Regions from separate parts of the Homo sapiens genome. Here region 2 is linked to region 1. A link is a loop called in an ENCODE intact Hi-C map of the cell type or tissue named here. Cell type or tissue: B cell. All regions are shown on one strand. Each heading gives the region's core, and the rest is flanking DNA. Links, peaks and the distances in the headings are about the cores only. Region 1 overlaps LPIN2 (lipin 2). Region 2 overlaps MYOM1 (myomesin 1).

What was found. Peaks named below come from ENCODE experiments on the same cell type or tissue, not always from the same donor. Only the 100,000 strongest peaks of a DNase experiment are listed, where the experiment ranks them.
Region 2: a loop joins it to region 1, with 15 times the contacts of the local background. A loop is called at or near these places in 13 of 110 quality-filtered maps.

Annotation. Positions count from the first base shown.
Region 1 is chr18:2,988,024-3,004,511 of GRCh38, forward strand. The region is part of intron 1 of LPIN2 (lipin 2); the gene reads right to left. It also overlaps the pseudogene SNRPCP4. Among named protein-coding and RNA genes, the nearest start is that of LPIN2, 17 kb to the right of the region's middle. RefSeq lists enhancers at 10,122-10,221, 10,292-10,441, 10,709-10,808, 10,923-11,845, 15,857-16,374. In B cell, for the core only: CTCF peaks have their summits at 5,117, 5,320 and 6,716 (motif pointing right); a DNase peak (open chromatin) is centred at 6,738; H3K4me3 peaks cover 435 bases; H3K27ac peaks cover 292 bases.
Region 2 is chr18:3,120,852-3,134,086 of GRCh38, forward strand. It overlaps MYOM1 (myomesin 1), which reads right to left. Exons shown (of 38, transcript NM_003803.4): 17 at 10,524-10,645; 18 at 8,381-8,668; 19 at 5,850-6,046. Among named protein-coding and RNA genes, the nearest start is that of MYOM1, 92 kb to the right of the region's middle. In B cell, for the core only: CTCF peaks have their summits at 8,622 (motif pointing left) and 8,822; a DNase peak (open chromatin) is centred at 8,610.

The DNA.
Region 1 (16,488 bases), core at 3,544-11,543:
AAAAAAAAAAAAAAAGAATCATCATGAGTGCTGCCAGCAGGCCAGATGGGTAACAGTATAAATTACTTATCTGTAGCCTTAAATGGGTCCCCAACAGAATCTGGCAACCCTCCTTTGTTTCTGTGGTCAGCTCTCTCTCCAAATTTCTGGTTCTTTTTCAAACTTCCATGCTCCTCAACCTGACTATATTCTGCCACTCTATTTCCCCATCAGAATGTACAACATTCCATATTCTTGAATGCAGGCTCATTTATGCTCTTCAGGAGAAACGGCAAAAATGACTAATATACTTTGCTATGAGAATAAAGAATTTAGTTTCACAATGTTTAGAAATTCTAATGCTATACTTAAGTGTTATGAAGAATTTTATTTAATTGGTGAAATTTAAATTAAAATGAAAGTAACTGAATTCTTAAATTATTACACTCAGTGAATCTGCCTACTTCAATCTAAAGCTTGACTGAGATGTGTAAGAAAAAGAGAAAACCTGAAACACTGATACTCAGCTTTATATGTAAGTTATATTCTACACATACAGATGAATCCAATTCCAGATGGTGACGGTAATTGCAATCTCCAGTGAGGGTAAAGCCTCAATGCACTAAGTAGTAAAAGAAAAGGGGAAAAGTTAGTCAGCTTTGCTACTCTTTCAAGTTAAATGCTGGTAATGTCTAAGATTTAACCTTGTAATGTCAAGACACAGATAGGATTCAAAAAGCAAAGAGGCATCTGAAAGTTGCAACATGAGAAGAAATGCTCCCTCTTCTAAGGATAAAGCACCATTGAAACAGAACAAGTGTGACATTTCATTTTATTTTTCTTCCAGACTCAACATACTTTAATATAAAAAAGCTCTCTCAGGAACAGGGCATTTAGTTTGTGTAAAAATCTTCAGCCTTTGCAACAAATTAATTGTATTCAATTTGAAAAAGTATACTTCAAGTACAACATAGGTATTTATATTGAAATCATAGAAGAAAACACAATCCTGGCAGCCAAGCACTATTTATTTAGTATTTACTCTAAGCCATACCCTGGAATTAATCCTTTGCATATATTATCTCTGATCTACACAATTCTCATGAAAGACAGATTTGCTTTATCCCTATATTTTACAGATGAAGAAATGGAGGTTTAGAGAGAGGTTATGTTAAATATCCAAGGACAAACCAGCTAGAGCTCAAGATGTCTTCCACAGTACCTTCTTAGACTCATTATTTAAGCTGAAATTCAGATTTACTATGCTAAGTATTTCTAAAATCTCAAACATTATGCAATGCATCTAAAAGAAAAAAAATGCCTAGGAATAAATTTAACCAAGGAGGTGAAAGCTTGTACAAATAAAATTGCAAAAATCACTGAAAAAAAAAATTAAAGATAACCTCAGTAAATAGAAAGACATCCGTGTTCGTGAATAGGAAGACTCAATATTGTTAAGATGCCAATATTACCTAAAGCGATCTTCAAATTCAAGGCAATCCCTATCAAAATTCCAAAAGCCTCAAATTCATATGGAGTTACAAGGGGCCCTGACTAGCCAAAATAATACTGAAAAAGAGCTAAGTTGGAAGACTTCCATTTCTTGATTTCAAAACTTTCAAAGTTACAGTAATCAGGCTGGGTGCAGTAGCTGACGCCTGTAATCCCATCACTTTGGGAGGCCAATGCGGGCAGAACACTTGAGGTCAGGAGTTCGAGACCAGCTTGGCCAACACAGTGAAACCCCGCCTCTACAAAAAATACAGAAATTAGGCAGGTGTGTGGCAGGCTCCTGTGGTCCCAGCCACTCGGGAGGCTGAGGCAGGAGAATCACTTGAACCCAGGAGGTGGAAGCTGCAGTGAGCTGAGATTGCACCACTGCACTCCAGCCTGGGTGACAGAGTGAGACTCTGTCTCAAAAAAAAAAAAAAAAATTACAGTAATCAAAACATTGTAGTACTGGCATAAAACAGACATACAGACCAATGGAATAGACTTGAGAGTCCAGAAATAAACCCAAACATTTATGGCCAATTGATATTTGACAAGAGTACCAAATCCACTGCATGGCGGAAGGAATAGTCTCAACGGATGGTGCTGACACAACTAAGTTTCTATATGCAAAAGAATGAAGTTGGAACCCTACTTTACACCATATTAAAAAATTAACTCAAAATGGATTAATGACCTAAAACCATAAAACTCTTAGAAGAAAACATAGGGTAAATCTTCATGATCTTGGATTTGGCAAATGATTCTCAGATATAACACCAAAAGCATGAGTAACAAAAACTAGATAAATTGGATTTCACTAAAAGTACTTTTTTTTGTATCAAAGGACATGATCAAGAAAAAGAATCATACAGAATGTAAGAAAATATTTGCAAATTGGGGAGTTTAACTCTAGAATATATTTAAAAATTCCTACAACAACTAAAAGACAAATGATTCAATTAAAATATGGGCAAAGGATCTAGATAAACCCTTCTTCAAAGAAGATATACAAAATGGCAAATAAATACTTGAAAAGATGCTCAACATCATTAACCATCCGGGAAAGGCAAATCAAAACCACAATGAGATACCAATTCATACCCACTACGATGGCTATAGTTTCTGTTAAAAAGGAAGAGAGTGGCCAATGGCCGTGACTACTGCAACACACACCTCATCCATGACTCTCCATTTATGAGAAAGACATATTGCAGTGGTAGGAAACAGAGACAGAATGTCAAAGATTACTATTAGAAATGGATGGAAGAACAGGCTCAGAGCCTGACTGACAAAATAAGGGTTGCACTTCAACAAGGAAAGATACTTCCTACTTCAATCTCTGTTCCCCGCCGGCAGGGACAATGATACTACCTCCCTCCAGTCTTCTGGGTCCTCCTCATCCTGGTATGATGCCAGCACCCCACACGGGGCCCTCCTCCTGGGATGATGCCAGTGGGACCTGCTCCTGGAATGAGGCTGCCCATGGGAGGCCACATGCCAATGATGCCTGGGCCCCCAATGATGAGACCTCTTGCTTGTCCCATGATGGTGCCCACTTGGCCCAGAATGACTCGAGCAGACAGAAAGGATAGAGGGGAGGCCTCCCTATATCAGTTTTATATTGCTTGCTCTGCTTCACCAGGAGATCACAATGCTGTGACTCTGGGTGTTTTCTTATCAGTCTGATACAGAAAAGGTGCTCCCCCTTCCTATTAAAGAAAGAATCATTTTGGAGTGGAGAAGTGGGACAAAAAAAGTGCAGTTTTTATCTATATTGTGAAATATGAAAATAAAATTGTCAACTTTTTTTAAAAAAGGAAAATATATGTTAGAAAGAAAACTGGAGAAACTGAAACACTTGTGCACTGTTGGTGAGAATGTCAAATGGTGTAACCACTGTAGAAAACAAGTTTGGTCGTTTCTCAAAAGCTAAATATGGAATTACCAGGCTCGGCACAGTGGCTCACACTGGGGCGGACTAAGGTGGGAGGATCATGTGAGCCCAGGAGTTAGAGACCAGTGTAGGCAACATAGTGAGACCCTGTTTCTACAAAACATAAACAAAATGAGCCAGGTGTGGTGTTGTACACCTATAATCACAGCTCCTGAGAAGGCTGAGGTGGGAGGACTGCTTGAGCCTAAGAGGTCGAGGCTGCAGTGAGCCGAGACCATGTCACTACACTCCAACCTGAGCACCAGAATGAGGGCCTGTCTCAAAAAATAATAATAATAAGGCCGGGCACAGTGGCTCACGCCTATAATCTCAGCACTTTGGGAGGGGGAGGTGGGTGGATCATGAGGTCAGGAATTCAAGATCAGCCTGGCCAAGATGGCGAAACCCCATCTCTACTAAAAATACAAAAATTAGCTGGGCGTGGTGGCGTGCACCTGTAATCCCAGCTACTTGGGAGGCTGAGGTAGAGAACTGCCGAACACAGGAGGCAGAGGTTGCAGTGAGCTGAGATAGCGCCACTGCACTCTAGCCTGGGCGACAGAGTGAGACTCCATCTCAAAAAAAAAAAAAAGTATAATACAATAAAAAATAAATATAGAATTGCCATATAATCCAGCAATTTCACTCCCAGGTACATACACAAAAGAACTGAAAACAGACATTTGTATACCAGTGTTCACGGCAGCATTATTCACAACAGCCAAAATGTGGAAACAACACAACTGTCCATCAACAGATGGAGAAACAAAATGTGTTATATTCATACAATGGAATATCATTCAGTCATGAAAACAAGTGAAGTTCTGATACATGCCACAACATGGACGAACCCTGAAAACATGCTAAAGGAAATAAGCCTGACACAAAAGGACAAATGTCATATGATTCCAATTATGTGAAATATCTAGAATAGGCAAATTCATAAATAAAAGGTAGATTAGAGGTTACCAGGTGGAGGAAATGGAGAGTTATTGCTTAATGGTTACAGAGTTTAGAGTCATGAAAAATTTTGGAAATAGCAGTGATGGTTGTACAACATAGTAAATGGTAGTTAATACCATGAAATCATACATTCAAAAATGGTTGAATCTTACTACAATTAGAAAATTATGCAATGGGGCCAGGCACAGTGGCTCACACCTGTAATCCCAACACTTTGGGAGGCCAAGGTGGGCAGATCTTGAGTTCCAGGAGTTCAAGACCAGCCTGGGCAATACAGTAGTGAGATCTCATCTCTATAAAAAATCTTTAGGCCGGGTGCGGTGGCTCATGCCTGTAATCCCAGCACTTTGGGAGGTCGAGGCGGGCAGATCATGAGGTCAGGAGATGGAGACCGTCCTGGCTAACACAGTGAAACCATGTCTCTACTAAAAATACAAAAAAAAATTAGCCAGGCCTGGTGGCGGGCGCCTGTAGTCCCAGCTACTCGGGAGGCTGAGGCAGGAGAATGGCGTGAACCTGGAAGGCGGAGCTTGCAGTGAGCTGAGATAGCACCACTGCACTCCAGCCAGTGAGACCCGTCTCAAAAAAAAAAAAAAAAAAAAATTTAAATATTAGCCAGGTGTGGTGGTGTACATCTGTAGTACTCAGAGGCTGAGGTGGGAGGATGGCTTGAGCTCAGGAGCTTGAGTGTGCAGTAAGCCATGATTGCACCACTGCGCTCCAGCCTGGGAAACAGAGCGAGACCCTGACGGAGGAAGAAAAAAGAAAGAAGAAAGGAAGAAGGAAAAAAGAAGAAAGGAGAAAGGAACAAAGAAGAAAGAAGAAGAAAGAAGAAAGAAAAAAGGTAGGAGAAGAAAAATAGGAATTAAAATTATGCAATAAAACTCTAATTGAAATGTAAAGCAATGTCAATACAGTCCATAGTTTAAAATGAGAATATATTTGTTCTTGGCTATAAATATCATCTTCTATTCCTATACTGTTACAAACTTCCTAGGTTATTTGAACAACTCACTGAATATCATTAACCCTCAATTTCCTCACCCAAAAAGTGAATTTCTAGATAATTTCTATGTATCCTTCTAGGTAAAACAATCTGACATTTCGAAAACTATGGCTTTCTGAGCATTCAACTCTACTAAGTAGAAAGCAAAGTATTTCCCACAACTTAGTTTTTACCACGAGCTTGGTGATTCCACAGCAATAACTTCAACAAAAAGTTAACGTGTAACTTTCATTTTATGTATACCTACACACAACAGAGAGCTTCTTCCTTCAGTCAAAAATTACACTGGACCACAACAAATCCACTTCTGATCTCAACACAAATTCCTAATCTTAGCTTCTAAACATCTAGAAGTAACCCTAGAGAATATATATAGCCCATGAGTAGTTTGTGCCATTCTCATTTCTGAGAACCCAACTAAGCTTTGCAATATACCCTCTTTACAGAAAACATGCAAACCAGCAGCATACATGTATACCGACACAACCATACACAGATTTGTGCTCTGAGGATCCGATGGAACCCCTCTATGGTTAGTCTGCAGACCCCAAGTAAAAAACCTCTGGTTCTAAACCACACTGCTATTTGAAAGATGAGAGCATACAGGTATTGAAAAAGTCAATTACTTCCCAGCCAAAGTAGTTAAAACATGCTCAATCTAGCCTTACACCACACAGTAACAGCCCTTAAAATGAAGCAGTACAGACTGTACATAAATGTACGCCTATCATTCAAGAACTTGCCCAGTGCCTGTAATATCTCAGGTACCAATACTGCCTTTAGTCCTGGGTCCTGCACTTTAGAAGGCTCTGTGTATCATAAACCCAAAATACAAAGGCAGTAAGTGTTTTTCTTCTTCATTTCAGACCTCTAGGAAAGTTTTTTGAAGACAATTTAGCTAAAGGAACAGGTGGTTATCACAAGCCAAGCTGCCCCAGACCTGTGCCCTGGTCAGTGTAGATGTGTGCAGCAGACCTATGGTCAGGCTCCCTAGGGCAGCTGGCAAAGGACAAGGCTTCTGCAGGGCCACTGGTGGCCATGGAGGCCGGGCCATGGGGGTGGTGACTGGATTTATAGCTTTAAAAAAATTTTTTAATGATATATCATAGTTGGGGAGGACATATAATAATATTTTATACATGTATACAATGTGTAATGCTCAAATCAGGGTAAATGGGATATCCATCCCCTCGAACATTTATCTTTTCTTTGGATTTACAGCTTTTAATAGTTTAGATACAGGTTTTCTCAGCCTATTGACATTTTTGGTCAGATAATTCTTTGCTTGGGAGGTGAGGAGTGTAGCAGCCCTGGCCTCCAACCACCAGATGCCAGTAGCACCCTCCCCAGTGGTGACAGCCAAAAAAATGTCTCCGGTTATTTCTGAATGTCCCCGGCGGCGGGTGGGGGCGGTGTGTGGGCAAAATTGTCTGCAGCTGAGAACCACTGGTTTAAACAGATGGTATATGGCCCTGTATTGATAAGCCTGTTCTGACTGGGTCCCCACAAACATGTTAGGGGTGGGCCGGCAAGCACATGACTTGGCTGAATTTAGACAGGGAGTTTTATACCACAGCTCTCCCACTTGATACAGACCTCCAGGATGGAACCTTCTTCAGTTTCAGGTCAACCTAAGCTTCACAGGCCCCCTTCATATAGCAGGGTTCAGAGCACCTGTCAGGTAGGACTGCTGTGAGGATCCCATGAGGTGGTGCCTGGAAACCACCAGCTGCTTAATAAATGCTAGTTTTCTTTTTTCTTCTCATTAAAAAAGAACTATGAACTGAATAGTTCCAAGACCTATGCCACAGTAAGTGCTTAGCAGATGACTGTTAGGATAGGATTCTAGCCATCAAGGAGCTATTTAATAATGAGGGACACTGGAAAGGAAAACAAATGACTTTCTAAATCTAAATGCTTCAATCATCAGCTCTTTGCATGTTTTAACTTCCCAAACCATTTCCCTATGCCTTAAGACTCATCCAACTGAACCCCACTCTTCAGCCTATTTGTCCCCAGTGTCTTCTCTTCTTCCAAGTTTTGGTGTAAAACTGTTTAGTCACATCTACACTCTAGTATGAATATTGTCTTTTAAATCAATCACCTCTGAAGGCTACAATAAATTAATTCCACTGATACACCACTGTGTAACATGACATGAGGGCTCCCCTTTCTTCCTGAAAGAACTATCTTTAAATTTAATTTAGGTGCCACACAGGATAAAAATGAGTGTCAATACCACATAGTCACAGAACTCTTATACTCCAAAAGTAAATATGATTCATCTGACATGCGTGGTTCATCAGATGTTGCTTTGAATGGCTTCTGGCTATTTCCAAAAACCTAATCTACCTTGAAGGGTAAAGATTTTCCACCGCTGGGGATAAAAGGATACACTGTGAGACTCTGAAAGCAATTTAAAAAGGAAGGGGTGTTTCAAAATGTTTTCCAGAATGACAGCATAGATGAAATGTATATGCTGTCCCTAAAGTGCAAAGTACATTTCATTGTGTAAGTTTCTGGTCATATTCCTTCACAGTCACATTTTTTAAGCAGGGTACCAAGCTTCCTTATTACATGTGTATAACGGAGGACAAAACTGAAGAATTAGAGGTAATTAGCTCTATGGACAAACTTAAGACTTATTAATAAAATGTTACGGCCGGGCGCTGTGGCTCACACCTATAATCCCAGCATTTTGGGAGGCCGAGGCGGGCGGATCATGAGGTCAGGAGATTGAGACCATCGTGGTCAACACAGTGAAACCCCATCTCTACTAACAATACAAAAAATTAGCTGAGCGTGGTGGTGCATGCCTGTAATCCCAGCTACTCGGGAGGCTGAGGCAGGAGAATAGCTTGAACCCGGGAGTGGGAGGTTGCAGTGAGCCGAGATCGCACCACTGCAGTCCAGCCTGGTGACAGTGCAAGACTTCATCCCAAAAATAAAAGTGTTACATTGGTTCTTTTATAATGTCCATCAATTACATCATCCAACCTCTCCATTTCAACAGGCATGGTGACGTTGCAGAAAAGATATGACTACATGCTTACCTCCCAGGAAAATATCTTTTTTTTTTTTTTTTTTTTTTTTTTTTGAGACAGAGTCTCTCTCTGTCACCCAGGCTGGAGTGCAGTGGCGCCATCTCAGCTCACTGCAAGCTCCGGCTCCCAGGTTCATGCCATTCTCCTGCCTCAGCCTCCCGAGTAGCTGGGACTACAGGTGCCCACCATCACGCCTGGCTAATTTTTTGTATTTTTAGTAGAGACGGGGTTTCACCGTGTTAGCCAGGATGGTCTCGATCTCCTGACGTCATGATCCACCCACCTCGGCCTTCCAAAGTGCTGGGATTACAGGCGTGAGCCACCACGCTCGACCAATATCTTTATCTATCTATTGAGTATCATATATATCCCAGAATAACAGACCCACATCCCACCATCTCCAAATAAAGCATCATTTGGTTCTACAAAGGCCTTGCCAATGGCACCAAGTTTGCTATATTTGCTAATGGTAAACTTCTGCATAAGAGGTGCCAGAATCAACACATCATAAATATGTACATTTCATTTTTGGAGGCTTGTATTTTTCTTTTTCTTTTGAGACAGAGTCTCACTCCCTCACCCAGGCTGGAGTGCGGTGGCGTGATCTCGGCTCATTGCAACCTCCACCTCCCGGATTCAAGCAATTCTCCTGCTTCAGCCTCCCGAGTAGCTAGGATTACAGGTACCCACCCCCACGCCTGGCTAATTTTTGTATTTTTAGTAGAAACGGGGTTTTGCCATGTTGGCTAGGCTGGTCTCAAACTCCTGACCTCAGGTGATCCGCCGGCCTTGGTGTCCCAAAGTACTGGGATTACAGGCTTGAGCCACTGTGCCTGGACTCATTTTTGTTTTTTGTTTTTTTTTAGTAGAGATGGGGTTTTACTCTGTTGGCCAGGCTGGTCTTGAACTCCTGACCTCATGTGATCCACCCTCCTCAGCCTCCCAAAGTGCTGGGATTACAAGCATGAGCCACTGCACCTGGCAGAGGCTTGTATTTTTCTAAACATAACAAATTCAAAGGAACATTAATGAAGTCAAAGCTATAGCAGTCACTTTCAAGACATCATCAGAGTACCAGGCCACTATGCCTATAACTCTGCAGTGTGCCACAATGAAACCAAGACAGTGCCCCAATTCTGATCAAAAGGTGACTTCTGCTGCATAAACAATTCACAAACCTTACATATGGCATCAATCATTGTTTAATGACTCCTGTGGGGGGAGAGCAGGCTCTTCCATAATTACTAAAAGCAGTATAACTCAAAAAGAAACAAAAAGTCACCAATTCATCAGCTTACTTAGCTGATGTCACAGAAGTAGCAGGAGGATTCCTTACCCCCCATGCCACAGACTTAGTTTTTCAAACATCTCCAATTTCTTGCTTTTAGCTCTCAAGGATGCAGTCCCCCAGCTTCCCAGAGGGAAGTCTGCTAGATCGGTAAGCATGAATTCACTACTTCCCTACTGTTTCCTTTGGAAGTGCCTGAAGTGTCTCCTTGTCTCAGTTAAACAGAACATGGTGACCGTGAGGCAGAGTTTCCAGTGCCAGGCAGCTCCAGGCACCCTGTGCCTGTGTTCTGCAGAGGAGTCTTTCCCAATGTCAATCAAAACACAGCTCAAGTTTCATGCCCTGCTTTATTAAATTCTGCATGGTGCCCACTGGGACCACAATGGAATCTTCAGAAACGTAAGGAGAGGTACCTCCCTTTCCTGGCTCTGGGAGGACACTTGGGTAAAGGGAAAGGCTGTGGCCATACCAACAGCACTGCTGCAATCAATGCCACCAATCACTCAGATTTAGGCTATTTTTAAGTAGTTTTGCAAAACAAATGCCAAGTAAGGCTGCACCAGTGTGTTATCACAAGCTGACTTGCATACTAAGCTACTTCAACAAGAGAGAAGGACTTCCAAGAGCAACAGCAAGTCAGCGAAACAGCACTTGAAAGTCAGAAAACAAGGCCTCTTTCACTCACTGATCTGCTCAACAGCAGTGTCTATTCTATTCTGAGAGCTGGGGATCAAGCAGTGAACTTGGCTGACAAGGTACCTGCCCTTGTAGTGGTTATATTCTAATGTGGGGAGGGAGAAAACAACAACAACAACATATGTTAGGCTGGGACAACTATTATAAAGGAAATAAAAGAGGGTGCTGCTCCCTGAAGAGAGGGAGGAAGAGCAGGAAGAGCCACTTTTAAGGAAAGAAAAGCGTTGTAGAGCCCAGAACAGGAAAATACATGACAGATTTTTTTTTAAGCAACAAAGCTCCAAGAAGGCTCATATCTGAAAAAAGAAATAGAGTATAACATGGAGGGACAGAGCATGATGAGAACCTGGCTAACATGTTCACGAAACTATGCCAGGATATAGATACGGTTTACTTTCTCATAAGACACTACTGCTGTTCTTTCTTTAGTCATTTTGCCAACCTTCAAATGACTTTAGAAACAAACCAAGAGTGAAAATGAGACAACTCAGATACTGTCATTAAACATTCAGGAACATGCAGAAATTTTGGCAGTCACAAGTCTGAACAAAAATCTCCAGTTGTAATCTAAAAATTACTTCCTAAGAGTTTCTTTCTGATCATTAGTGAAGATAGGTGTAACTAAAAGCATCTTTAAAAATATTGCTCTAACTAGACATCCTGTTAAACCCAGAGGATGTCACATGTGTTATCCCCACTCTCAAAACCCACTGTTTGGGTTGAAGTATATCCTCCAAAAAAGAAACGCTGAACTCCTAACCTCTGGTAGCTCAGAATGTGACCTTATTTGGAAAGGGGATCTTTACAGAGGTATTCAAGTTAAAACGAGGTCATTAAGGCTGGCCCTAATCCAGTAGGACTGATGTCCTTATAAAAAGAGGAAATCTGGTCCAGGCGCCGTGGCCCACGCCTGTAATCCCAGCACTCTGGGAGGCCAAAGCGGGCGGATCACGAGGTCAGGAGATCGAGACCATTCTGGCTAACATGGTGAAACCCCGTCTCTACTAAAAATACAAAAAAAAAAAAAAATTAGCCGGGCGCGGTTGCAGGCGCCTGTAGTCCCAGCTACTCAGGAGGCTGAGGCAGGAGAATGGCATGGCCCGGGAGGCGGAGCTTGCAGTGAGCCAAGATCACGCCACTGCACTCCAGCCTGGGTGACAGAGAGAAACTCCGTCTCAAAAAGAAAAAAAAAAAAGAGGAAATCTGGACAGAGAGACAGACATGCACACAGAAGAACGCCATGTGAATATAAAGGCAGAGATTGGGGTGATGCATCTGCAAGCCAAGGAACGCCAAAGGCTGCCAGCAACCCACCAGCAGCTAGGAGAGGACGCTAATAAAAATAAACATCCAAGAATGAGAAAGCGCTCTTGGAAATTAACACACAATTGTAAAATTAAGACATTCTATAGAAGGGTTGGAGAATAAATACCAGCCTGGGAAACACAGCAAGACCCTGTCTCTACAAAAATTAAAAAATAGCCAGGCACGGTGGGTCTCACCTGTAATCCCAGCACTTCAGGAGGCTGAGGTGGGAGGATCACTTAAGGCTGGAAGTTCAAGACCAACTTGGGCAACATTAGTGAGACCCTATCTCTGTTTTGTTTTTTTTTTTCTTTTAAAAAGAAGAAGAGGAGGAGGAGGAGGAAGAGGAGAAGGAGGAAGAGGGGAAAGAGGGGAAGGAGGGGAAGAAGGAGGAGGAGGAGGAGGAGGAGAAGGAGAAAATGTAGAAAGCAGATCTCCCAGTAAATCCAACAAGGATAAAGGAATGGGCAAAAGGAGGAAAAAGATGAATATCAGAGCATCAATCCAAAATGGCCCCAATATCTGACTTGTAGACTTTTTAAAGTACAGAAACAGGAGAGGAAAAAAAGGTAGGGAAAGGCAGGAGTTGGATATTATCAAATAAATCATACAAGAAATTTCCTGGCGTCAGAAACATGATTTTCCAAATTGAAAGTTCCCACCAGGTGCCCAGCTCAAAGGATAAAGAAACACCTGCACTGTTGTGGGCTCCACCTATGGCAGTCACGACAGAAACATGCTAATAATAGACAACGTTAAAGGCTACACAAAGGATTCCAAAATCACCATATGGGCACGACTACACAAAGCAGGATACACACCATGCCCTCCATCAGATGTACGGCACGTAGTGCCAGCTACTTCCCCAACATCATGAGTGTACACAGCTACAGATGATTCTACCTGTGGGGAGAGGCCTCACCAGGATTGATAAATACCCACTACAGTCTCTGGGTGTTTTTATGCCCTCTGGCCTGCGGAGACTCTGGTGACATAGGGCCTGCTAGCCAGGTCTAAGTAACGAAACAAGGCCAGGGGTAAGGATTCACTGTGAAGCCAGGTAAGGTGGGTACTTCCCGTGTTCCCTCCTAAGAGACTGTGTCTCGTCCAAAAACTGAGATGGCAAATCCCAAACCAAGGTGCTTCATCAAGAGATGGTAATGAGATACTTTAAAAAGAAACAAAGAAAGGTGCTAAAAAAAATGGGTAGGGGGGAAAGGATAGGAAAATGGGGAAAAAGAGGGGGGAGAGGGAGGGAGAGAGAGAGAAATTAAAAAGACTTGAGACTTCTCAAAAAAAGGTAACTTCTCAAAAGTAACAATTCTAAAGGAAAACTATTTCCATTCTAGCATTCTATAGCTAGCCTATCAGTTGGGTAGGAGGCTCAAATAAAGACATTTTCAGACACGTAAGCTCTCAAAGAATTTCCTCCCTGTAAACCCTTTCTCAAAAAGCTGCTAGAGGATGTGCTCCATCAAAATGAGGAGGCATGCCAAGAGAGAAGACAATGTGTAATCCAGGACTCAGAATCCAACACAGAAAATTACTGGGATTCAGGATGAGTGAGGTGTTGACTGCAGAGTTCTGTAGTCCTATCAGAAACTGGGGGCCTGAATTTGTGACTGGTACTAAGAAATGTAAACCAATAAAATAATTGTTGACTCCAGAGAAAAGAAAAATTTGAACTGGCAAAGAAATAAAAATCACTGCATATGCTCAGCTGTAAGCAATATTTAGCCATGAAAATATAAACAATGAATATTAAGAAAATTAGAAAATGGTATTGAGAGCTTAGTATAAAGAATTGTGCGTGTGAGAGGAGGGTTATATAAGAGATGAACCTTCATCTTGCAGCGTAGGAAATCAATAGAGAAGGTCTAAAATGAAAAAAACAAGCTACAGTAGTGTATGCATACAAGCATGGAATCAAATCCCACAAGCACAGAAAAGAAATGAAAGGGGCTTTTGCTAGGGAGCAGTAATCAGCTGTGAGAAAGAGAACTGGGGTTTTTCATAATAAACCTCACAGTACTATGTACTTAAATGTTTAAATTACATATAAAAATAAATACTTAAGATTTTAAAAGATAAATAGAACTATTATGTGATATAGCCTAATGAATAAGAATCACATTTACAGAAATGAAAACTACTTAAGGGAAGGAAAATAGGAACACCAAGCAAATATAAGCATTGTAAGGCTTTTTTTGTTTTGCTTTTAATTAGGAAAAGTTCCTTTCCAACTCTCAGGATCAGCACCTATGGTCCATCTGACCTGTAGGTATGTCTCATTAGTAAGACAAAACAAACAAACCAGGAAATTTAAATACAACAAAGTTATCTAGTTAATTCACTTGGGACAGGGAGATGTCCTAAAACAAAAGTCCTATTTCTTGACTGTCATGAAGATACCACACTTACAGGGGGAAGGTCCATTTCCATTTGATGACAAGGATAGCACTGAAAGATTCAGCCAGCATTTAAAAGGATGACCTTCAAAAGACCAAAAAAAAAAAAAAAAAAAAAACCCACCATAACAACATAGGTATACCAGTACCTACGTTTTTCAACTGGCAGAGAATAACATTTCATGTAGTTTTATAAGCTAAGAAAATTAGTGTCCATTCTAATGAAAATCAATTATTCAAGCTTATAGAAAAACATTAGAGGCCTTATGAACTAATCAGCAGATTTTTAAATTTTAGTCAAACGCTCACCTGCAATACACTAGGTATAGACAACTGTGCTTTCTAGACGTCCCATTCTAAACACAAAGATAAGGTCCCTCCTACAGGCCCACACATTAACAAAATTCATGCAGCCATAGATGAAATGATGGAAAAATCTTAAGGATTACATTTATAAACACATGTTGTGCATAACATTTGTATACAAGATTTCTAACTTTGGCACTATGAGAATAAAGAAATTTCTTTCTGGGTCAAGAAAGAAATTCTAAGCAAACACATTAAACAATGTTTTTCTTTGAGATAAAAACAAGCTTTTAACTAAACAGTAAATTCTCACATTAAAAATATAAGCCCAGAGCTAACTCCAAGACAGTTCCTCAGACTTTCCCACAATCGCTCAAGCAGTACTCCCTTCTAAGTCCCTCCCTGTCCCTGATTCATAAAACCCTGCTTTACGCAGAAGCAGACCTACTTGATTCCTCTATGACACTATCAGCTACTTCGGGACAAGAGGAATGTTCATTCATTCACCTTTCGCCCTTTGTCCTATGACTCTCTCAACACTGGCTTCTCTGGCCTAGTAAGACCTAGAGGTGGATGCGGGCTCCAGTTTAACATATGACCTCATTTAATCCTCAGAACCAGCCTGTCAAGTAGGTATTGTTATCTCCCTATTACAAAAGAGACAACTGAGTAAATGATACATCAAAAGTATATTCATGAATTTGGGAATTCCCAAAGGTCTATGAGTATATTTCTATTTAATGAAAGGTTCTTCATCAGAGCTGATGTATCATTCATTTATTCAATTACACTAAGTAAAGCACCACTAAAACTCCATTAGCGGGGAGCTCATCTGCAGATGTAGTTACCAAGTGAGTCAAATGATACAGTGAAGAAAGCACTAGTTCAAAAGACAGATCTGCTCAAAAAGAATTCAGATACTCACTTGTATTAGGGGTTTCCACTGGCTACCAACAATGTGATGGGACCTGGATTTCTGAACTGTTGCAGGAAGTCAGGGACCCTAAACAGAGGGACCAGCAGGAGCCGAGGCAGAAGAACATAAATTGTGAAGATTTCATGGACATTTATCAGTTCCCAAAATTAATACCTTTATAACTTCTTAAGCCTGTCTTTACTGCAGTCTCTGAACATAAATTGTGAAGATTTCATGGACTTTTGTCACTTCCCTAATAATCATCTTATAATTTCTTATGTCTGTTTTTACTTTAATCTCTTAATCACGTTATCTTCATAAGCTGAGAATGTACGTCACCTCAGGACCACTACTGTACAAACTGATTGTAAAACGTGTGTTTGAACAATATGAAATCACTGTACCCTGAAAAGAACAGAATAACAGCAATTTTCAGGGAACAATGGAAGATAACCATAAGGTCTGACTGCCTGCGGGGTCGGGCAGAATACAGCCATATTTTTCTTCTTGCAGAGAGCCTATAAATGAACGTGTAAGTAGGAGAGATATCGCTGAATTCTTTTCCCAGCAAGGAATATTAATAATTGATACCGTGTGGAAGGAATGCATTCCTGGGGGGAGGTCTATTAACGGCCGCTCTGGGATTGTCTTATGCAGTTGAGATAAGGACTGAAATACGCCCTGGTCTCCTACAGTACCCTCAGGCTTACTAGGATTGGGAAATTCCAGCCTGGTAAATTCTAGTCAGACTGGTTCTCTGCTCTTGAACCCTGTTTCCTGTTAAGATGTTTATCAAGACAATATGTGCACAGCAGGACATAGACCCTCATCAGTAATTCTAATTTTGCCTTTGCCTTGTGATCTTATTGCCCTTTGAAGCATGGGATCCTTGTGACCTACTCCCTGTTCATACACCCCCTCCCCTTTTAAAATCCCTAATAAAAACTTGCTGGTTTGGGGCTCGGGGTCATCATTACGGTCCTACCAATATGTGATGTCACCCCCAGAGGCCCAGCTGTGAAATTCCTCTCTTTGTACTCTGTCTATTTCTCAGACCGGCCAACACTTAGGGAAAACAGAAAGAACCTATATTAAAATATTGGGGGCTGGTTCCCCCGATACTGAACAGAATAAAAGACTGGAAGCTCTA
Region 2 (13,235 bases), core at 5,113-13,112, 130 kb after region 1:
ACAAAATAATAAATGTTAAAACATTTGCAAAATAGAAGTGATGGAATATATTAGTGTGAAAAACATTTGTAGGAAGCAGCAAACTATAAAATATGTAAAATGTGACCGACAAGAGATGGAAAATACAGTAAGAAAAAAATAACAGACATTTTCAACAGAGTATCAGATGCAAAAGAAGAGAGAGTTTGTAAACTGACAGAAAGTCAGAAGAAATTACACAGAACATGATGTGGAAAGACTCAAAAATGGGAAAGAGAGAAAAGTTGATTAATAGACATGGAAGATAGAATGAGAACATCAAACATATGTTTAATTAGTTTTGGGAGAAGTGCAGAGAGAGAGAAAATGAGGGAGAAACAATATTTTAGGAGATACAGAATTTTCTAGAAAGATCTTCTGAAAAATCCAACCCACAGATGAAAAATCCTCTGCCCCCTAAAATCCCGGGTAGATACATCTTTTTTAAAAACCCACATCTAGACCTATAGTATTTTAAGTATAGCACACCAAAGATAAAGTGAACATATCAAAAGCTGTCCAAGAAAAAAGGCAAATTACCCTCAAACAAGCAAGCAGACCAAGAGTTGAATGTCAGCGGCAACAATGGGCCAGAAGATGGTGCAATTACATCTTCAAAGCACTTAATTAAAAGCAAATAAAATGGTAAATATATTGGTAAGTTGAATCTATAAAACAATAATCACATTGCTGTTTGGATTTTAAAAAGAATTAAAACACAGACACATACATACACAATAGCATACAAGTTGGGAAAAAGGTAAAGGGGTAAAGTTTTTAAGGCCCTTCTGTTTCTGAGACAAGAGTAAAACAAATGAAATAACTTCAGACTTTAAGTTGCACAGTCACCAAAACGAAAGAAACTCGGAATCTATAACTTTTAAGGTAGAATAGAAGGAAAAATTGAACAACTTTTAAAAACGATTCAAAAATAGTCAAAAAAGGACAGAAAATGAAACACAGAACAGGCCAGGTGTGGTGTCTGACGCCTGTAATCCCAGCACTTTGGGAGGCCGAGGCGGGCGGATCACTTGAGGTCAGGAGTTTGAGACCAGCCTGGCCAACATGGTGAAACCCTGTTTCTTCTAAAAATACAAAAATTAGCCAGGCGTGGTGGCACATGCCTGTAATTCCAGCTACTTGGGAGGCTGAGGCACGGGAATTGTTTGAACCCAGGAGGCGGAGGTTGCAGTGAGTCAAGATCATGCCACTGTACTCCAGCCTCAGGGACAGAGTGAGACTTTGTCTCAAAAAAAGAGAAAGAAACACAGAACAGAAAGGACAAATAGAAAGTACAAAATAAGATATTAGTTTTTTTTTTTTTTTAAGTAATCAGTAATAGCAAACAAATGACAAAGACTGTCAGGGAGGAAAAACACAAAATTTAACTCCGTGCTATTTTTAAGAGACACATGTAAAGCAGAAAGTTTCAGAAAGATAGAAAGTTAAAGGATGAAAAGCTACATACCATGCAAAAGTCACCCCACCCCAAAACCCTAGTGTATCTATGGTAATAACAGGCAATATAGACTTTAAGGTAAAATGTATTCATAATGGTAAAGAGTCACTTTGTATCCATTTAAAAATATCACTTCAAAATTCATAAGGCAACATTTTAAATGAGTGAACTTTATGATGTGTGAATTATATCTTAATAAAGGGAGACTATCCTGCATTTTTTTCCTTCCTGTACTATCCTTGTCAGATATTAGTATTAAATTAATTCTAGTCTCAGAATAATCTCACTCATGAACATAGAAGCAAAAATCCTAAACGATAATTGGCAAACAAAATCCAGGTGATATAAACAGAGTATATATAGTATCCAAGTTGAATTTATTCCAGGAATGCAAGGTAGTTTTAACATTAGACAATTACTAGAATATACCAAATTATAATAAAAGGGAAAAAAATCATATAATCTTCTCAATAGACCCCAAAAATGTTTTTGATAATTTTAATTAACTGTTGGCAAACGGGGAATAGAAGGAAACTTCCTTTAACCGATAATAGATGTCTACAAAACACCTGTAACACACAATACAGTATTTAATGGTGAAATGTTGTAAAATTTCCCTTTAAGATAACTATCAAGCCTAGAATGACCAACATCACCACTTTAAAAAAAAAGAAGAAAATCTGAGACGGTGTCGTGCTGTGTTGCCCAGGCTGGTCTTGAACTCCCGGGTTGAAGCAATCCACCGCCTCAGGCTCCCAAAGTGCTGGGATTACAGGTGTGAGCCACCATGCCCCCAGCACCACCACTTTTATTCAATATAGTGCTAAAGTCACTATGCAGAAAGTAAGGTAAGAAAATGAAGTAAAAGTTATAAAATTTGGAAATGAAGTAAATTGCCACTATTTGCAGATGATATGAATATACATAGACTCCAAAAGAACTTCAAGGTAACATTCAAATTATTTAAAAAATTTAACAAAAGACTACATATAATAATTATATGTGAAATCAATATATAAAAGTTATATTTCTCTTTACTAGCAATAAAAACTGATATAAAAATATACTGAAAATATATCGTCTCTATTAATAAATAACAAATGATATACAAACCTCTGTAGAGAATCGTAAAACTTTAATAAGAGGCTTTAAAAAGACCAAAACGAATGAAGAAAAATAACATGTTCATGGATTAGAAGGTTCAATATTTTTTAAATGTCAATTATTCCTTAATTTTTTTACAGATTCAATGCATCCTCAATCAGAATTCTAATGGGTTTAGTTGGGTTGAATGTAAGTTTTTTTATTGTTGTTTTCTTTTGTTTTGTCTTACTTATTATTATTACTATTTTTTTTTTTTTGGTAGAACTTGGGACCCTAATACTTAAATTTATATCAAGTGCAAAGGGCTAAGAGTAGCTCTGGAAAAAGAATAAACCAGGAGAAGCTGATCTATCAGTCATCAACTTTACTATAAAGCTATAATTTATTTTTATTTATTTATTTTTTTTGAGACAGGATCTCGCTCTGTCACCAAGCCTGGAGTGCAGTGGTGTGATCTCAGCTCACTGCAACCTCCACCTCCCGGGTTCAAGTGATTCTCATGCCTCAGCCTCCTGAGTAAAAGGTATAAAAGTAGCTGGGATTACACATGAGAGCCACCACTCCTGGCTAATTTTTGTATTTTTAGTAGAGACAGGGTTTCACCATGTTGGCCAGGCTGGTCTCAAACTCCTGGCCTCAAGTGATCCCCCCACCTCGGCCTCCCAAAGTGCTGAGACTACAGGTGCGAGCCACCATGCCCGGCCTATAAAGCTATAATATTTAAATCAGTGTGGTAGTCACCCACTGTTACACAAACAGACCAGTGGAACAGCATGGGAAGCACGAACACAGACTCACGCATATAAGGAAACGATATATGATACAGATACCCCTGCAGAATAGCAGGCAGACGACAAACTTTTCTTTTTTCTTTTTTTTTTTTTTTGAGATGGAGTCTCACTCTGTCGCCCAGGCTGGAGTGCAGTGGCGTGCGATCTTGGCTCACTGCAAGCTCCGCCTCCCAGGTTCACGCCATTCTCCTGCCTCAGCCTCCTGAGGAGCTGGGACTCCACCACTCCTGGGACTCCCGAGGAGCTGAGTGCCCGCCACCACGCCCGGCTAATTTTTTTGTATTTTTAGTAGAGACAGGGTTTCACCGTGTTAGCCAGGATAGTCTCGATCTCCTGACCTCATGATCCACCTGCCTCGGCCTCCCAAAGTGCTGGGATTACAGGCGTGAGCCACCGCGCCCGGCCCCAAACTTTTCAATAGATAATGCTGGGACAACTATGTCTCTGTGGGGGGGGGTTAATTTTGATGCTTAACTCACAGCATATAAAAATATAAAGGTGAATTAATGACAGAAATGTAAGTGGCAAAATAGTATAGCTTTTAGAATGTAATCAACTACAGTACCTCCATGATCTTGGAATAGAGAAGGCATTTCACCACAAAGGCACAAAAATCACTAAGGACAAAGCATATGTTAGTAAATATGACTACAATGAATTTGACATTAAAATTAAAGTCAGAGAAGATGTATGCGACTTACAGACCTGCAAAGGATTTCTACTCATAACATGTAAAGAACTTTGCAAGTCAACAAGAATGCATTAGAAAAATGGGCAAAAACCTTGAACAGGCATAAAAGAGGATATCAAAATGGACTGTGTACATAGGAAAGGATGTTCAAACTCATTTGACACTCAGATTGTCAAAGCTGAAAATGTGTGAATAGACCAAGTGTTGGCAAGGATGCAGAGTGATGGGAATTCTCACACACTCTTCAGAAGACAGTATGGAATTATCTAGTAAAGTGGAAGATAAACAGACCCCCTGACCCAGCCATTCTACATTTAGGTGATCACCCAGAGAAACTGGTGCACATATGTAGCAGCAGATAGATGTATACAAAATTGTTCATAGCTACTTTGCTTGATGTAGCTAAAAATGCAAAAATACCCAAATAGCAATAAGAATTGAATGAAAGAATATATTGTGATATGACCACATAATGGAATACCATACCATATAGCAATGAAAAAGAATGAGTTATAGCCACATGCACTAACAGGGAAGAATCTTAAAAATACAATTTTGTATAGGCGCAGTGGCTCACGCTTGTAATCCCAGCACTTTGGGAGGCTGAGGTGGGCAGATCACTTGAGGCCAGGAGCGAAACTCCATCTCAAAAAAAAAAAAAAAGCAACTTTGTTTTACGCATTCTCAGCATGTGTGTGATATTTCATAAATTTCAAATGTTAAATTAAAAGAGCATGGTGTTGAGTTGGGGCAGCTGTCATCCCTGGCCTCACCCTGCTCTGAACCCTCATGGCAGAGGATTCTGTGAGTGTTAAGAGGTGGTAGCTTGGATGTAGCTGATGAAGCTCTAGAGAAGAAAGTCATCAGCTAAGGCAACAGTGAGACTGTTCTGGTTCTCTTATGTGACCTGAGCAGTGGAGGCCCCCATGTAGAGGAGAACACATGTGAGGCCACCCTTTGTGGCCATCAAGCGACTATAACAAGCACCACTTCACAGCTGGTGAGCTGAGTCTAGCCATCAAGCCCATGTCCCTTCATCCGCTGTAATTTGGACACTGAAAGTTAAAAACCCAGCCGGCCGCGGTGGCTCATGCCTATAATCCCAGCACTTTGGGAGGCTGAGGTGAGCGGATCACTTGAGGCCAGGAGTTTGAGACCAGCCTGGCCAACATGGTGAAACCCTCTACTAAAAATAGAAAATTTAGCTGAGCATGGTGGCTTTCACTTGCAATCCCAGCTACTCAGGAGGCTGAGGCAGGAGAATCACTTTAACCTGGGAGGTGGAGTTTGCAGTGAGTTGAGATCACACTCCTGCATTCCAGCCTGGGGGACAGAGCAAGACTTCATCTCAAAAAAAAAAAAAAAAAAAGAAAGTTAAAAATCCAGAGTGTCATTAAATCCTGGGAATCTTTTTTTTTTTTCCCCCTCAACTTGAGGGCTGCAGAAGGATCCTGGGACTCTTGAGGCTAGTGGCATATTAATTGTAGATATTTTGTAAGTTTTGAAAAAAAAATTAGTTTGTACAGTAAGCGCACATTTCATAGTAAATATTCTAGGAATTTATTATGCTTATGTGTATGGATCAGAAAATATAAATCCTGCCTGGTTAGCCAAACTACTTGTATTCACCACAGTATATTTTTCACAAGACTCATGCCACTGCAGACAATGGACTCTGGAGAAATGACGTGACTCTCTTACAAGGTGCTGGGTGTGTGCCTGCCTGGGCGTGCAAGCATAGCGTCATACATAGGACACGCCACACTACAGAAAGTCACGTGCTTACCTTGTATGCCTCCTCACTGACAGCCTTGACATTGGCTTCTCTCCATTTTCCTGGTACCCCATCAATGACCTCGCGATAGTTCACATAATAGCCAGTAATTTCTGCCCCTCCAATCTTATCTGGTTGCTTCCATCCAAGAACCATTGAGTCACGAAAACTTTCAAGACAGGTGATATCACAGGGTGGAGATGGTGGTGCTGTAGCAATATGAATAGCTTGTGAGTAGGCAGAAATGCATTTATGATTCTATATATAAACATTTCCATGGGTGCCACATATGAGGGCACTAGATCTTGCAGTATAAAACTAAAATTCGAGGCTGATGAACTTGGCATTGAACTTGGTGAATGCAATGGACACAGTAAAAAGTACACTACAATTATTATTCCAAAGATAAAATGAACCTGTCCTAGCAAAATGGTACAATACCCTGAAAGAAAATGATTCTTTTCCCCATAAGAAGAAATATTTTTCCCAAGGTATAATTTTTGTTTCTTTATGTGGTTTAGTTTTCATTTGTTCCCTGATGAAAATGGAATGTGTATATCAATTTCTGCTGCAATTTGCTTATTCAGAATTTCCATATATATATATATATATATATATTTTTTTTTTTTTTTTTTTTGAGCTGGGGTTTTGCTCTTGTCACCCAGGCTTGAGTGCAATGGCACCATCTTGGCTCAATGCAACTTCCGTCTTCTGGGTTCAAGCAATTCTCCTGCCTCAGCCTCCCAAGTAGTTGGGATTATAGGTGTGCACCACCATGCCCGGCTAATTTTTGTATTATTAGGAGAGACAGGGTTTCACCATGTTGGCTAGGCTGGTCTCGAACTCCTGACCTTAGGTGATCCACCCACCTCAGCCTCCCAAAGTGCTGGGATTACAGGTGTGAATCACCACACCTGGCCCAGAATTTCCATATATTTCTCAAATGGTTAGCCTTTCACCATTCAGGCACACTTACCCTTGTGAGACCTTACAACTACACAACTCTGTCTGCACACAAGAAAAAAATTTACTCTAGAGCTCAGCTAAATGACAGCTTTAGAAAACATTTTTAAAAAACAGACACAATCTGCTATGTGACTTTCTCTTAGTGTATAATACTTTTATCACATTATTTTTAATCTGATGTTGGAATATTTTTCATGTGGTACAATACTATACAGCTGTCACCATGTTTATCAGTGCTTAGCTAGAAAAATATCTGGAGGATATTTCAAAAGTCCTCCTTCATTTATGTGGCTTTGCTGATCAGCTTTTCACTCAACTACTGAAATTACAGTTTTCAATGAAGAGAGGGGGTGAAGTGGTGGAAAGAAATACATCTAGATATGCAATAACATCGAAGAGAATTTTCTGAATGTTTATTTGGATTATAGGAGATAAAGAAACTATCTCATTCTTACCCAAAAAGAGTATCAGAAGAATGAAGGCTTTTAAAATAAAATACATTTATCTCTTCTCCACTTACCAACCTCCTTTATTCCTCACATTTTAAAAAAGCTTTCTCTCTCTCCCTCTATTTCAGAGCATTGTTGAATATGTGCTCTCAAATGAATATCTCCTCTCGAGTTGAGGGACAAAGAAAGGTGTCATAAAACAGAGGAGGTTATAGAAGTTGGGGTGGGGTTAGAAAAAAGAACTGGATGAGAGGCATTTAAAAATTTATCAGCACATGTGCTTCAGTTCATTGTTGTTTGATAGGAAAAACAATGTCTCCTAGGATATATTAGCCACAGGTACCAAATATCCTAATCAGATCATTCTTAGCCTACTGATAAATCATCTTAAATAAATCACTTCTGGGAATGAGGATCATATATCATACAATATAGCTATATGTGATTATAATTTTAACTTTTAAACTTTTCATGGTAACTCAAAGATATATTTATAGCTGTTTTTTTCTTTTCTTTTTTCATTTCAAAAAGTAGTAGGTAAGTAGCTATTTAGATTATTATTATTTTAGAAATTTTTAATCTTTTTATATACTTTTTTCACTTAAAGTATTTAATTTTCCAGTGTTGATTTTTCTTGCAAACTATTTAAATTAAATGTGAATAATCGCTTAATAATCTGAGGATGAGCAAGAAGGTAACAACTATGACCCTGGTACGATGTCACCTTCTTTGTGAGATCTTTCTCCTCTACATGTTCCAAACATGACTATTTCAAAGGACCTCACACAGGCTAGCAGTACCAAGTCCTGCTCTCACATCGAATTCTCTTAGCAAAATCAGGCCAGAGGTGTATCTGCCTGACAAACCAAGAAAGGCTCTATAACCAAATTACTTGAAACATTCTAGCATCATTAAGCACCCAAAATGATGTGTACAAGCCAAACCCATAGACAATTACTTTTCCAAGTCATCAGATGAAAGTACACATTTCAGATGGCTAGCTGAAAACACATACAATAAGAATGGACATTGATGAAAGCAAACATGGATGAAGGATGTGATGTAGACGATGAGAGGTGAGGACAGTGATGGAGACGGATGGAACAGCTTCCCTTTCTCAACTCTCACCTCTGTCTGTCTTCTTTTTCAGGGGGTCAGACTTACTTTTCCCCTGAGGAGCCGCTTTCTGTGGTGGCGGGGTAAGCTCTTCCTGAACTGTTTCACTTACTTTACTCACTTCTGTTTGGCCCAGGTTTTGAGAGCTACTGGGTAGTGAAGGTTTGTTAGGTTTGCTGCCAAGCAAAGCATCTTTCTGGAAGGTTGGCGGGGAGGCTTCATGCACGCGCCCCCTGGAGGCGGTTAGTCCACCAGGCTCATCGCTCAGTGCGGGACACACATCTGGAGACACTCCTCCCCCTACAGTTGCCAGACAACAACAGAAACGCATTGAGCCCGGACAGAGTATCAGCTGCTCTTATAGGATAGAACAAAGAGAAAAACATTAGGACCACAAGCAGAACAAAAACAGTCTTGGCTTAAAGAAAATCGCTCACATTTGCAAGAAATATGGAAAGACTACATTTCACACAATATACGCCAAGGAACATTTCACCTTCCCCGTATTCTGGAAAAAGAAGAAATGAGAACAAAGAAGCCAAAGATAGAATAGGAACCATTTCGATTTGCAGAACCCAAAGGGCTTTTAGTATATATAAGGAAAAGCAAATCTTAGACACAAATATTGAGAGATGTAAGCCCTATTATTCAACAGAATGAAAAAAGGACTATAAAGTGCACAAGAGACATCATATTAAAGATCCTAATTTTATAACACCTCGAATTATGTGCAGTACTACAATAGTAATGGTCTGTACCTCTCAACCTCAAAGAGACATGTTTAGAATGGTTCACATTATAAGGAATCTTCCTTCCTTCGTTTTCTTTCTTCTTTTTTTTTTTTTTGGAGTCTCACTCTGTCCCCCAGGCTGGAGTGCACTGGCGCAATCTCGGCTCACTGCAACCTCCACCTTCTGGGTTCAAACAATTCTCGTGCCTCAGCCTCCTAAGTAGCTGGGATTATAGGCATGCACCACCATACCCGGCTAATTTTTGTATTTTCAGTAGAGACAGGGTTTAGCCATGTAGGCCAGGTTGATCTCAAACTCCTGACCTCAAGTGATCCACCCGCCTTAGCCTCCCAAAGTGCTGGGATTACAGGCGTGAGCCACTGTGCCCGATCCCTATGTTATAAGGAATATGAAAAAGCTATATGAGATGCTAACTGAAGACAATCAATATTAAATCAGCTTTTTAAAAAACATGCGTTACTATATAATAAATTTTATTTTATTTATTTATTTATTTCAGACACAGGATCTTGCTTTGTTGTCCAGGGTGGAGTGCAGTGGTGAGATCATAGTTCACTGCAGCCTTGAACTCTTGGACTCAAGTGATCCACGTGCCTCAGCCTTCTGAATAGCTGGGACTACAGACATGCACCACCATGCCTGGCTAATTTTTTTTATTGTTATTTTTAGAAATGGGATTTCACTATGTTGCCCAAGTTGGTCTCAAACTCCTGGACTCAAGCAATCTGCCTGCCTCTCCCTCCCAAAGTGCTGGGATTACAGGTGTAAGCCCCCGTGCTCAGCCCACAAATATTATTTGTATTGTTTCTAACCACCTGGGTCCCTTTTCTACTTTATCCAAGATTGGGAGGTACATCACATACACACATATAATTACTTTATTACTGGTTTTATTCTGTTGGTTACTTTGCAAGCAAAGATGAAACATATGATTAAGCAATTACATGTGCCTTGCATGAATTTTAGAGGGGTTTATAAGAAGCATGTTAATGTTCTGTTAGCAAAAACAAGCCAGGCTCTGGCATAGACCAAATGGCTTTTAGGGACAAGATGATCTGTGTTATGGGTGATATACCACTTCATGGAATCGGAATGGCCCTTCACAGTCCCAGGATGAGCATGAAGTTAGAATGGAGTTTCACACAATGTGAAATATCTGAGGAAACTTGGGTTCGTGAAGATGAAAAGGCTATGGATGCACAGAATCTGGATAAGTGATGAAGGTCTGTAAAATGGCAGCTATGGAAGGTTAGACATCACCTAGAGTCAGAGAAAATGATCATCTAAGGATGCAATCATCCAGCAATATTGGAAGCTAAATAATTTCTGGAGAGGATGGTATCTTCCTTTCTAACATAGAAAAATCCATTTTTCCCCCATACAGTTATGCATAAGGAACTTACCAATAGCAGCTTTGACTTCAATAGCTTCTGAATCCTGGGAATATTCACTAAGTCCAGCTGCATTGACTGCTCTGACCCGGAAAATATAACTCTGACCAGTCACTAATCCATGACAAGTGAATCTAAAAGGAAAACAAGTTTTAAAAAATTTTCCTAGGAGGAAGATTAAGGAAGATGATTGTTAGCTTAATGGAGTGGATCTGGCTTTATGAAAACAATTCTTTTTTTTTTATTGTGATTTATTTTGAACAGAAATGGGGTCTTGCTGTGTTTCCCAGGCTAGTCTTGAACTCCTGGCCTCGAGCCATCCTCTCTCCCACCTCAGCCTCCTAAAGTGCTGGGATTACAGTTGTAAGCAGCATGCCCAGCTAATAATTCATTTTTTAAAGGAAGAAAAAGATGTAGAAAGATTCAGGTAATATATATACTTTAGACAAGAAGGTAACTAAGGCACTTTTCTAAACCCACTCTGTCAAAAAATGAGGAGCCCTGGTCTTCCCCAAATGCTCACCAGTAAAATAGGGATAATGATGCTTACATGATAATTTTCATGTAGAGGTTAGTTATAAAGTATATAAAGTACCTATATAGGGCCTGGCATATATGAGGTACTTAATAAATAATAATTAGTATTAAAATTATTAGTATTAATATTATTATATATATGTATATATAATAATAATATATACATATATAATAATATATATGAGTTATACTCTAAAATTATTATTATATATGTGTGTGTATATATATATATATATGAGTTATACTCTAAAATATATATATATATATTTTGAGACGGAGTCTCGCTCTGTTGCCCAGGCTGGAGTGCAGTAGTGCAATCTCAGCTCACTGCAACCTCCAACTCCCAGGTTCAAGCAATTCTCTGCCTCAGCCTCCTGAGTAGCTGGGACTACAGGCACCCACCACCACGCCTGGCTAATTTTTTTGTATTTTTACTAGAGATGGAGTTTCACCATCTTGGCCAGGCTGGTCTTGAACTCCGACCTCGTGATCCACCCACCTCGGCCTCCCAAAGTTCTGGGATTACAGGCAAGAGCCACCAAGCCCAGCCAACTCATATATATTTTTTAACTTTTATTTTAGGCTCAGGGATACATGGGAAGGTTTGTTATATTGGTAAACTCGTGTCACAGGGGTTTGTTGACGGATTATTTCATCACCCAGGTATTAAGCCTAATACCCAATTAATAATATGATCAATGACTATTTTAGGTATATAACTATGGCTGTAAGGCATTGGTGGCTCCTTGTCATAGAGGCCTAGTCACTGTCTCGCTGCATGCCAAGGAAGGTACTTACTTGGGAAATTACTATAGAATCTGAAGATAAGGTGAACAATGGATTCTAGAATTACCATTTAGATATGAAGATTCAATAATGAGGTGTGAATCCATGGGAAGTTTCATCCATAAAAACAACCTAACTCTTTTCATAGCTATTATGGCTATAAATAGCTGTTTCATGAATCACTGTAACATTTGAATCCATCCTAAGGACTGCAGCCAGAGGAAATAACAGGTCTGCTAACGAATCTATGACTATTCGCATGTTCAAGTATTTAACAAAGGAGCCATAATCTAGGCCAGCCCTTCAGTCCTTAGAGTCAGCTTTGCTTCAGCAAAGATTTATTGGGGTCTCGGTGTTCCAGACACTGAGTTAGGTACTGTGGACAAAAGATGAACAAAAAATGGTGCCTGCCCTCTAGCAGCTCCTGCCTACGCACCACCAGCATTTCTGAATAGTCCCAGGAAAATGCTGGGTAACTCCAAGGAAAAATGAAATACACCAACAGGCTAAATGAATCTCTTGCAAAACATATTGCCTTCCCTAATTAATCATTTATCTCTACTCTCTCACGTTCCGCAAAACCAACTCATTCTGTTGGGGTCCTCGGACTGAGAAGTGATCCAAGCCAGAAGCTGCCGAACGAGTCTATTTGACAATTTCTGGGAGGGCAGCATCCCCCTCTCATACTGGTCTCTGGTCTGGGTGCAGATCAGAATTCACCATCAATGTGCAAAGCTGATTGATAAAATAGTTGAAAGCAAGGAAGAAACCAACCCTCTCCCCATTAGAAACAAATACAAAGAGGCAGCAAATTATTCTGAATGTCTTTGTTTTGGTGTAACTATGTCTGCTTAGCACTGGGTTTAATCATGTTGATGTCCAGAATTTGTAAAATTTCGATACTTTTTTCTCTTCATTTAAAATTCCTGGGTAATTTATGTTAAGTAGAGTGTATTATATCCTCAGAATCTAATATCACGTTGCATATTAGATATAAAATCAGAGGGGTAAAAAAGGAAGAAGCAGCAAAAGCACTATGAAATGAACTCTTACAATAGTTGGCATTATGTGTTGCTAAGTGTTTAACATCATAAGTGAACCTTTTAAAAAAAGATGTATTGCATCTAATGTGTTCAATTTTAAATTCATTTAAATATCTAAAGTGTAATTGTTTTGTTTTGCTTGTTTGTTTTTTGAGACAGGGTCTTGCTCTGTTGCCCAGGCCAGAGTACAGTGTTGTGATCATAGCTCACTGCAGCCTTGATCTCCCAGGCTCAAGGAATTCTCCCACTTCAACCTCTTGAGTAGCTGGGACTACAGCACACCACCATGCTGGGCTGATTTTTGTATTTTTTGTAGAGGCAGGTTTTCGCCAGGTTGCCCAGGCTGGTCTCAAACTCC